2 separate regions of the Mus musculus genome follow, and region 2 is linked to region 1. The links are chromatin loops, found by intact Hi-C in ENCODE. Cell type or tissue: heart. All regions are shown on one strand.

Evidence for each region. Hi-C counts contacts between places; a loop is a spot of excess contacts. Peaks named below come from ENCODE experiments on the same cell type or tissue, not always from the same donor. Only the 100,000 strongest peaks of a DNase experiment are listed, where the experiment ranks them.
Region 2: a loop joins it to region 1, with 2.7 times the contacts of the local background. A loop is called at or near these places in 2 of 42 quality-filtered maps.

What each region holds. Positions count from the first base shown.
Region 1 is chr14:57,736,818-57,741,817 of GRCm38, forward strand. The region is part of intron 1 of Lats2 (large tumor suppressor 2); the gene reads right to left. Gm52140 reads left to right here and starts at 1,770. Exons shown (of 3, transcript XM_030248241.1): 1 at 1,770-1,861. The coding sequence starts at 1,770. In heart, a CTCF peak has its summit at 2,735 (motif pointing left); a DNase peak (open chromatin) is centred at 384; H3K4me3 peaks cover 316 bases; H3K27ac peaks cover 1,328 bases.
Region 2 is chr14:57,907,846-57,912,845 of GRCm38, forward strand. No RefSeq gene overlaps it. Among named protein-coding and RNA genes, the nearest start is that of Zdhhc20, 20 kb to the left of the region's middle. In heart, a CTCF peak has its summit at 2,929 (motif pointing left); DNase peaks (open chromatin) are centred at 756 and 2,846; H3K4me3 peaks cover 655 bases; H3K27ac peaks cover 566 bases.

The DNA.
Region 1 (5,000 bases):
TGGGAGTCAGAAGACATTGGACTCCCTGGAACTGGAGTTATGATTGACTGTGAGACCCATGTAGGTGCTAGGAATGAAACGCTAGTCCTCTAAAAGAGTAGCAAGTTCTCTTAACCTCTGAGCCATCTCTGTAGCCCCTGGTGGCATCTTTTTTTGAGATAAGGCCTTGCTATATAGGCAAGGTAAGCCTGGAACTCACAATCCTCCTGACTCAGCCTCCCCACAGCTTAGATCACAGGCATGGGTCGAATGCCTAGGAAGTCTCAGGCACTGACAGAGTGACTAAGAATCTCACCTTCAGCAATTTACAGTGAAGTGAGGCAGAGGGTAAGTAAGGTAAGCAAATGAGCTGCAGAGGAGAGGCCCCAGAGGAGGGGAATCCAAGCCCAGGATGGGAGGATGGAGGGGAAGGTCAGAGAAACTGAAGAGATAAGGAGTCTGCCTGGGGAGGGGTGGGAGTGGAATTCCAGCTGGAGGAAGAATGCAGTCTCCTCCACAGGGCTTTCAACAGTGAGGCTGAGGCTTTCCTGGAGACTGGGAACAAACCAGAGGCAACAGGACTCCATTAAGAAGGGCCTTTGGCAAATGTGCACAAGCTGGGTAAGAAGCAGGGTCCTGGCCAGGAATCCAGAGGCTGACTAGAGCCAGTGCAGCACTCCTGTCCACAGATGCTGGGGTGGATCAAAGAAGGGCTCCAAGGCCTGGTTACACAAACCAGTGGTCTGGGCTTAAAGGTACAAGTAGCGCCCATAAGAGTCTCAGGCATTTAACCAGACTGTAGCTATCTATTCACACATGCCATAGGGTCATCAGGACAGAGGATAGAAGTTCCTCTTGGAACATTCCTTTGGGAAGGTATGGTCTGTGACAATAAGAGTTTACCACCAAAGGATGTAAGCAGACTATAGAGAGGTCTACTAGCCCTTTCACACAGCTAGGCAAGACCAGGGCTATGAAGAAAGCAGCGATACAAAGTTCTGTTAAACCATATTTCATGTTAAGCCATATTACTTGTGCATCCCAGCGCCAAGGCCTGGTCACAGGGCAACAAAGGAGGCCCTGGTGGCTCAAGCCATCCAAGCTTACCCTGGAATTTGTTCTGAAACAGACGCTGTTTCGGAGGACGCTGGGACAGAGGACTGGGGACCATGGGCAATCTTTTCCTAGTGCATACATCATTAGGCTGACAGCATTCACAAGGAGCTCACATGCTCAGAGTCAATGGCTACATCAGGTGGCATGTCACTACCACCCCTTGCCCAAACCCAATACCTAGGATCAGTGTGGTGGTTTGTATATGCTCAGCCCAGGGAGTGGCACTATTAGAAGGTATGGCCCTATTGGAGTAGTTGTGTCACTGTGGGTGTGGGCTTTTAAGACCCTCATCCTAGCTGCCTGGAAGTCAGTCTTCCACTAGCTGCCTACAGATGAAGAAGAACTCTCAGCTCCTCCTGCACCATGTCTGCCTCGATGCTGCCATGTTCCTGCCTTGCTGATAATGGACTGAACCTCTGAACCTGTAAGCCAACCCCAACTACATGTTGTCCTCATAAGACTTGCCTTGGCCATGGTGTCTGCTCACAGCAGTCAAACCCTGACTAAGACAGCTTGACGGGCTTCTGTCCTTTTCTTGTGGGATTATGAGGCCCCTGGCTTCTCTTTTGCTACCTAGGGCATGATTCTTGCTCACTTGTCCATGACATGGGTGGCAGCAGCCATCACTCATTGCTTGGTACTCTTCTCCTGTGCAGATCTCCAAGCACTAACGCATGGTGGCTTTCAGGTCATGCTGGCACAAGCTCAGGGTCTCTATCGAAAAGGAGGAGGAGGAGGAGGAGGAGGAAGAGGAGGAGGAGACGTGGTGATCGGTCTGCTCCAAGGCCTTGCTTCCCACACCAATGCTTCCCTCCAGTCCTGGCCAGCGCATGGCAGCTGTGAGGAGGGAACCGGGATGCACTTCATTTCATTACACATCAGCTCTTGCCCTGGGCATTTTCCAGGTCTGGTAAGCACAACCCGCCACATACAGCCAACGCTGATACCACGTGCCATAACCTGGTACAGTCGGGCAGGAAGAGTCTAAACCAAAGGGATGGCAGAAACTGGACCAACTTCCAGGGACAGGAAAAAAAAAAAGGAATCGTCTCAGCACATGTCCCAGAAGAGGGTGATCACGCACACTCTGAAGAAAATGTGCACAATACTATCAAGGATGGTGATTGGTTGCTGTCCAGGTCCTCTGAGAGTAGTCCAGAGTCTTCAAATACGCTCAACATTAATGAATGGTTATATTTGTGATATGAATCCCACCCTCATACATGTAGGACTTTGGACCAGTATACAAACTGAACATCTATACAAGGTGTCTCTCTCACTAGGTATTAAAAAATGGCCAGCCTGTGACTGTGCAGCATAAACGTTAAGATGAGAGCAGACAGAATAATCAATTATTTAAGACCTATGTGAAATGTGTTAATGAAAAGTTGATTTAAAAAAAAAAGCCAGGCATGGTGGTGCATGTCTTTAATCCCAACACTAGAGAGGCAGAAATAAGTGGGTCTCTAAATTCAAGGCTATCCTGATCTGAGTGAGTTCTAAGATAGCCAAGAACCTGTTTTGAAAAAAATGGGAAAGCTGGAGATATGGCTCAGCAGTAAAGAGCACCAACTGCTCTTCCAGAGGTCCCGAGTTCAATTTCCAGCAACCACATTTGTAATGGAGTCAGATGCCCTCTTCTGGTGTGTCTGAAGAGAGCAATGGTGTACTCATATACATAAAATAAATAAATAAATCTTTAAAAGAAAAAAAAGAAAGAAAAGTGGGGGGGGACCCCAAAAACTAAAAACCCCTTGGGCTCTAACCCAGGCTAGCATCTAGAAGATAAAGATAAGTGGCCCAGCCTAATTGGAACTGGTGATGTTTTCAAGACAGGGCTATAGTGTATCACAGTGATACACATCTAAGTGTTCACAACAAGTAGGCGCAAAGTTTTAATCAGGGCAGGAGACAAGAACAGGCCCAGATTCAGCATTGAAGCAAAAACTATGCCACAATGAACATGGAAGCAGGTGTGTCCATATGTGCCTCCTTTGTCAGTCAGGGTGGGAGGATGGTCTGAAAAGGAGAAAAGTCCCAGGGAAAATGCCAATCCAGTGGTGTTCCAAGCCCACTGAAGACAGTCCTGCAAGCAGGCACCAGGCTGCACACAGAAGTGACCATGGCCCAACAGCCAGGGCAGAGTAGACTCTGAGATCCCATGCAAGTTAAAAGCACCAGGTCTTTCCTCTCTTCTAAATGGCACAGGCCTATACTCCACTGAGAACAAACTCACTGAGAACTGCTCACTCCCCCTGGACAGCAACCTAAGGGACCAACTGTCACTCCCACACACCTACTCCAGTGCAGTATCTGCCTACAAGATGGACCAGTGGGCTTTTCTGCAAGCTGTCTGAGACAGGCAGAGCACTCTGTTCACCCCCTCTAGGACCTGACATATGGCCACATTCAGCCAGGAGATACCTATTCAAAAGCAGTCCTCCTACATCCTTAGCAGGTACTGTAGAGCACAGAGAACTGGTCTGGGCAGGGAGAGCTCCATCCACAGCAATGCCCTTTCTCTGAGTATGACTCCAATGGCCAAACAAAATACGGCCAGGCATGGTGGCACACTCTTTTAATCCCAGAGGCAGAAACAAGTGTATCTCTCTGTGATTAATCCCAAGGCTAGCCTAGTCCACACAGCAAGTTCCAAACCATCCAGAGATACATTTTGTGACTCTGTCTCAAAAACAAACCAAAATAAAACAAAAACAAACAAGCAAAAAAAAAAAAAAATTGACTAAGGACAGTTCTCACAAGACCACTGCAAAGCCTCCCATGTCCACGCCCTACTGCTCAGTCTTAACACGGAAGTCCCATTACAGGCCACAAGGTAGACAGATGGCCTTAGAGACATGTGTTGAATGAAGTAGCTGCTCACAAAGCACACAGTACCACTCCGCTCACGATGCATACCTAGAGTAAGCAAATCCAGGGACAGAACAGAGACTAATCAGAAGCAAAGAAACAGGAAGTGACGGCCTGATGCCCTGAGGTAATAGACAAATGCTATCTGCCACCGTGACAAGAATACATTTAATGTCATGGAACTAAACTGGACATACTTGCAGACAGACAGACAGACCGACACACACACACACACACACACACACACGAATAATATTTCTCTTTCTAAACCATGGTTCCTAGATGACATTCCTGGCCCTAGACACTGGGACCTAATAGTCAGGCAAAGTCCCACTCTGACTGGAATTTAAACCCCAGGGGTGGCTCACAAACCATCCCACCCCTCTGTCACTCTAACTCAGACACGCAAATGCACAAAGGAGGACTTCCACAGAGCGTCCCGGTGTGTTCTCCAAACACTCCAGTCATAAAACCAGCCAAGGGACTGGCAGTGTGGCTCAGTGTACAGCACCCACCTAGCAAGCTGGAGGCCCTGAGTTCTAGCCATGGCAACTCCTATTGCACAACCCACCCCTCCCCAAACAAACAAACAAAACCAACCCCATGAAGTTGGGTGCATCAGAAGAGCAGGAGTTCAGAATCCTTGGCTACACTGAGTTTATGGTCAGCCTGTGCTATATGAGACTGTGTCTCAAAATATAAACAGTTGACCAGAGCAGAAAAAGTCAAGACCTTTCTGTGTCAGAGTGGAGCTCAGCAGGGGCCTGGAAGGGTCAAGTGCTTTGGTTCTGTCTGCCCTCTCCAGACTCAAGAGCCATTTGAAGCACAGGCTAGGAGGATGCTTCAGTGACACCTCAGAAAGCTACCACCTGGTCTCCTTCAGGGTTTTGATTTTCTCTCCATCTCTCCCCCACATTTTGTAGGAGGTGCTGGTCCTAGAACACCCCAGGTACTGTCTTTTTAAGAGGTTATGTTAAACAGCACCTACTGGTGTCCCTGGTCCTTGACAGACAGAATCATCTAGAAAGAAGCAG
Region 2 (5,000 bases), 170 kb after region 1:
TACTAACCATGCTTCTCTTGTGGGGGCTGAAGGGGCAGTAACTTGGACAGGAGGCAGGGTTCTAGGAGACATGAGAGAACTCCTTCCATCTCATGTAGGTGAATTATCACCACCGGGTCCAGGGGTTCAACATCTAGCCTTGACCGGAAACCAGGTTGTCTGTGCATAGTCCAATGCCCCACAACCACCTTTAAACATCACTCCACTGGGGGCCAAGCTTCAATCATGCATTTTTGGGGATGTCAAATGGCATCCAGACCATAACAAGGTCTTTAAGGGTTTAGTAGGGAAAATACAGATTGTAGAATCAGATATTTGGGTTCAAGTCTCCATTTCATCTTTCATTAACAATGGATGTTGTAGATTTTGTCTATTATCCTCAGACTAGGTTCTGCTACTATATAACGAGTGCCATTTTCATAGCATTTGTTATGGGGATTAAGTGAAATTTTATGCATAATACATGTATATATGGGTAGGCTTGGTATGAAATAAGTAGCTGGGCATGGTGGCATGCACATTTAATCCCAGTACTCAGAAGACAAGAGGCAGGCAGACCCGAGAGTTCAAAGCCTGGTCTACAAGAGTGTGTTCTAGGACAGTTAGGGCTACACAGACCCTCTCAACAAACGAACAAAAACAAAATAAAAAATTCTTTCACACAGAATTCACAGCACCAAGTCTTTAGACTTGCCACACCCTGGTGAATGTTTACAAGTGCTCAGAAGCAGCTGCTGTTGGGTGAAGGAAGAGGAAGGAAATGAACTGTGGCCTTTGTTCTCTGGGTGGCGGTTTGAATGAGAATGGTCCTCAAATGCTCCTGGAACTATTTGGAAATGACTAGGGGGCATGGTCTTATTAAACTAAGTGTGTTGCTAGGGTCTGGCTTTGAGGTTCAAAAGCTAGCCCATTCTGAATGTTTTCTTTCTCCCTTCTTCATGGTTGTGTCTCAAGATGAGAGCTCTCAGCTACTGTTCCAATGCCATGCCTGCCTGCCTGCTGCCGTGCTTCACACCACGGTGGTCATAAGCTCTAACCCTATGGCAGTTTAAGCCCCAAATAAGCGTTTCTCTTTGCAATTTGCCTTGGTGATGGTGTCTTATCACAGAAATAGAAGAGTAACTAAGACAGTCCTCCCTCTAGATAGGCATCTATTTTTATTTCCTGGCTCAGGGTCATTTTATCATACTCCACATTAAGTATTGTAACAGCAGAGCTGGAGAGAGGGCTCATTGGTTAAGGGCACTGGCTGTTCTTCCAGAGGACCTGGGTTCAATTTTCAGCACCCATACTGCAGCTCACAGCTGTCTGTAACTCCAGAATCCAACACAGACGCACACGCAGGCAAAACACCGGTGCACATACAATAAATAAATTAATTTAAAAAGCATAACAGAAAATTTGATTAAAGAAAAAGAAGTGTTTGAAATAGGTATTAGGGAATTTTAACCAGAGAGAGCACTGGAGTAACACAGAGAAATCCCTGCTGGAAGCAACTATCATGTTCACGGCCTGAGCATAAAGGCAAGAGGTTGGAGTTATTGTAGTCTAGAGGCTTGAAGGAACAGTCAGTCCTACGCGATTAGGAAAGGATGCCCAGAGGAAAAGGCTAGTGGGGCTTCGGAGAGCACAAACAATGGAGTTGGTTCTAGGCTTGCCAAAAAAAAAAAAAAAAAAAAAAAAAAAAAAAAAAAGCAGCCAGAGACTGGTACTGCAGGGATGATGCAGGGATGCAGGCCGAGACTGGAGATATCACAGGGCTTGTTTTCCAACCCCAGGCTTGAAGCCTCCCTTGTACTGCTCACTGTGGGCAGAGGTCAGGATGCTGCCAGCCAGCAGGTAAAGGCAACCAGCATCCCCAGGTCGCTGCCTAGCATCATAGAGCCCAGTGTGTATGGAAAAAGGAGGCTGGAACAGTGAGACAATCCCTTTTCCATCTGCAGGATCCTGCAACTTAATTTATACACTGTCTTAATTAGGGTTTCTATTGCTGCAATGAAACACCATGACCAAAAGCAAGCTGGGGAGGAAAGGGTTTATTCAGCTTATACTTCCACACTGCTGTTCGTCACCAAAGGATGTCAGGTTTGGAACTCAGACAGGGCAGGAACCTGGAGGCAGGAGCTGATGCAGAGGCCATGGAGGGTTCTGCTTACTGACTTCTCAGTCTGCTTTCTTATAGAACCCAGGATCACCTGCCCAGGGACAGCACCACACACATGGGCCTGATACTCCTCCATGATCATTAATTGACAAAACACCCTTAAAGCTGGATCTTAAGGAGGCATTTTCTCAATTGCGGCTCCCTTCTTTCAGGTGACTCAAGCTTGTGTCAAGTTAACAGAAGACTAGCCCAGCATACCCTCTCACACTTGAAGTGGTCGCCAAGAATTCAATCATATAATCTACTTATCCCTCTTCATGGTGCTGGATATTTATGTGATTTCCAGATTTTAGTCTCTGAAATGATGCTGTAATGATAGTTGATAAAATTATGACTCAATATATTTGAGGAGAAAATAGTCATAGTTTGTCTTTTTCTGGGCCTTAGAATTAGTGTTTTTCTCACCATCAAATACTTCTCACAAATCCTCTGCAAACCCGAATGCTGTAAGCAAAAAAACGTCATCTCTCACTTCACTCTCGTGGAAGGAGGATCGATTCCACCAAAACAAAGGCACACCGCCATCAGAAAAGCTCTGGTGGTGAAGACTCGGAAGGAACTGCCCCGGGCTTCATTTCCTTCCTCTTCAAATACAGCCCGTCGCCAACCAGCGGGCAGCAGGCGCAGTCTTCTGAATACTCACCAGGGCGTGGCAGTTCATGCTGCCTGCAGTGTTTTCTTTCAGACTGGCCTTTGAGACAGTCCTTGCCTTGCTCCTACCTTCTTCCGTGCGGGTGCCTGGGCATGGTTTTGGGATGCAAGGGCGCCATCTTGTGGGACTTTCGTGTTGAATTCTATTTCTTTGAAAGCGTCCGCACTGAGACTGCGATCACTTTTCTCTTTTTGTCTCAATTATCCTACGGTGCTGACGAGGTTGTACTGTGTCACGCTCTCTCTCTTTTTTTTTCGAGACAGGGTTTCTCTGTATAGCCCTGGCTGTCCTGGAACCCACTCTGCAGACCAGGCTGGCCTCGAACTCAGAAATCCGCCAGAGTGCTGGAATTAAAGGCGTGCGCCACCAACGCCCGGCTGAGGTTGTACTGTCAATTTGAACTCCACATTTTGAGAACATGTATTCTTTCTTATGATGATTCTTAATGTGCCTACATTAAAAAGTAATTTAAATTAAGATTTTATTTATGTATTTATTTTTACTTATTTATGGGTGCGAGGGCCATGTGGAGATTACAAGGCAACTTTTGGGAGTCAAGTTCTTTCTTTCCAATATGTGGGTCCCGAGGACTGAAATCAGGTCATCAGCCTTGACAGCAAGTGCCTTTAGTCACTGAACTATCTCATAGGCTCTTGAAGTTTTATTTATTGGAGACAGGGTTTCTTTATGTAGCCCTGGCTGTCTTGGAGCTCTCTATGTAGGCCAGGATGGCCTTGAACTCAAAGAGATCCATAGTGCACATGTATGTGGCAGTCAGAGGACAACTTGTAGGACCGTATTCTATCCTCCCACCAGGTGGGTTCCAGGGCTTGAACTCAGATGGTCAGGCTTGGTGGCAAGCACCTTTATCTGCTGGGCCACGTCAGTAGCTCTAGTTGCTGATTTACATAAACTGTGGTCGGTCTAGGTCTCACCCCCTGCGTCTTCAGCTTACTACATGGACTTATATTCCTGCTGTTCAGTTCTAACTCAGTGCCATCTTCCTTGGCACAATTTATTTCTTTAGTGGTGGACACTGGTGCAGGCAGTCCTGACAGGAAGCCCTTGGAGCCACCCTCTGACCGTTAGCATGTTTCTCTGGGGACATTTGGCCAGGAGGCAGGCTTGCTCTAAGTTTCCTTAAGATTGTCAGTGTGTAGCCAGCAGACACAGGGATCTTGTTTCCTGAGTCCATGCTAACACTCCTAGATCACATCCTACTTTTTGCCAATCTGGTAAGTATGGGTTGGTGTCTTGTCTTAATTTGTATACTGCTCAGAGCTTTCTTGGGGACTCAGGCCAATCTTTGTGCTCTCTCCCCTCTCAAGGTGAATGCAGTCATCAGCTGCTTCTTCCCTCTTCTCCCTCCTTCTGCTCCTCCCCTCCTTCTGCTCCTCCCCTCCTTCTGCTCCTTCCCCTCTTTCTGTCCCTCCCCCTCCTTCTGCTCCTCCCCTCCTTCTGCTCCTCCCCCTCCTTCTGCTCCTCCCCCTCCTTCTGCTCCTCCCCTCCTTCTGCTCCTCCCCTCCTTCTGCTCCTTCCCCTCTTTCTGTCCCTCCCCCTCCTTCTGCTCCTCCCCTCCTTCTGCTCCTCCCCCTCCTTCTGCTCCTCCCCTCCTTCTGCTCCTCCCCCTCTTTCTGCTCCTCCCCCTCCTTCTACTCCTCCCCTCCTTCTGCTCCTCCCCTCCTTCTGCTCCTTCCCCTCCTTCTGCTCCTCCCCCTCCTTCTGCTCCTCCCCCTTCTTCTGCTCCTCCCCTCCTTCTGCTCCTCCCCTCCTTCTGCTCCTCCCCCTCCTTCTGCTCCTCCCCTCCTTCTGCTCCTCCCCTCCTTCTGCTCCTCCCTCTCCTTCTGCTCTTTCCCCTCCTTCTGCTCCTCCCCTCCTTCTGCTCCTCCCCCTCCTTTTGCTCCTCCCGTTTCTATCCCCCCCCACCATTCCCTCTGCTTCTCCTTGTTTCTCCCCTCCCTTTTCCTTTCCCACATAGAATCTCACTTTTGCCCAGGTGTGCCTCAAACCCTTGAACACAAGTGTATCTTCCCCCCAGCTTCCCACATAGCTGGAGTTATAGAAGCCTCTGACTGTGCCCAGCCTCTTTGCTTGTTTTTCTACCAAGTTGTTACATATTCTAAAGGTCAGTCCCCCAAGAGTGTTTCAGAAATGTTAATTTATCTGGGGAACACTTCCAATAGA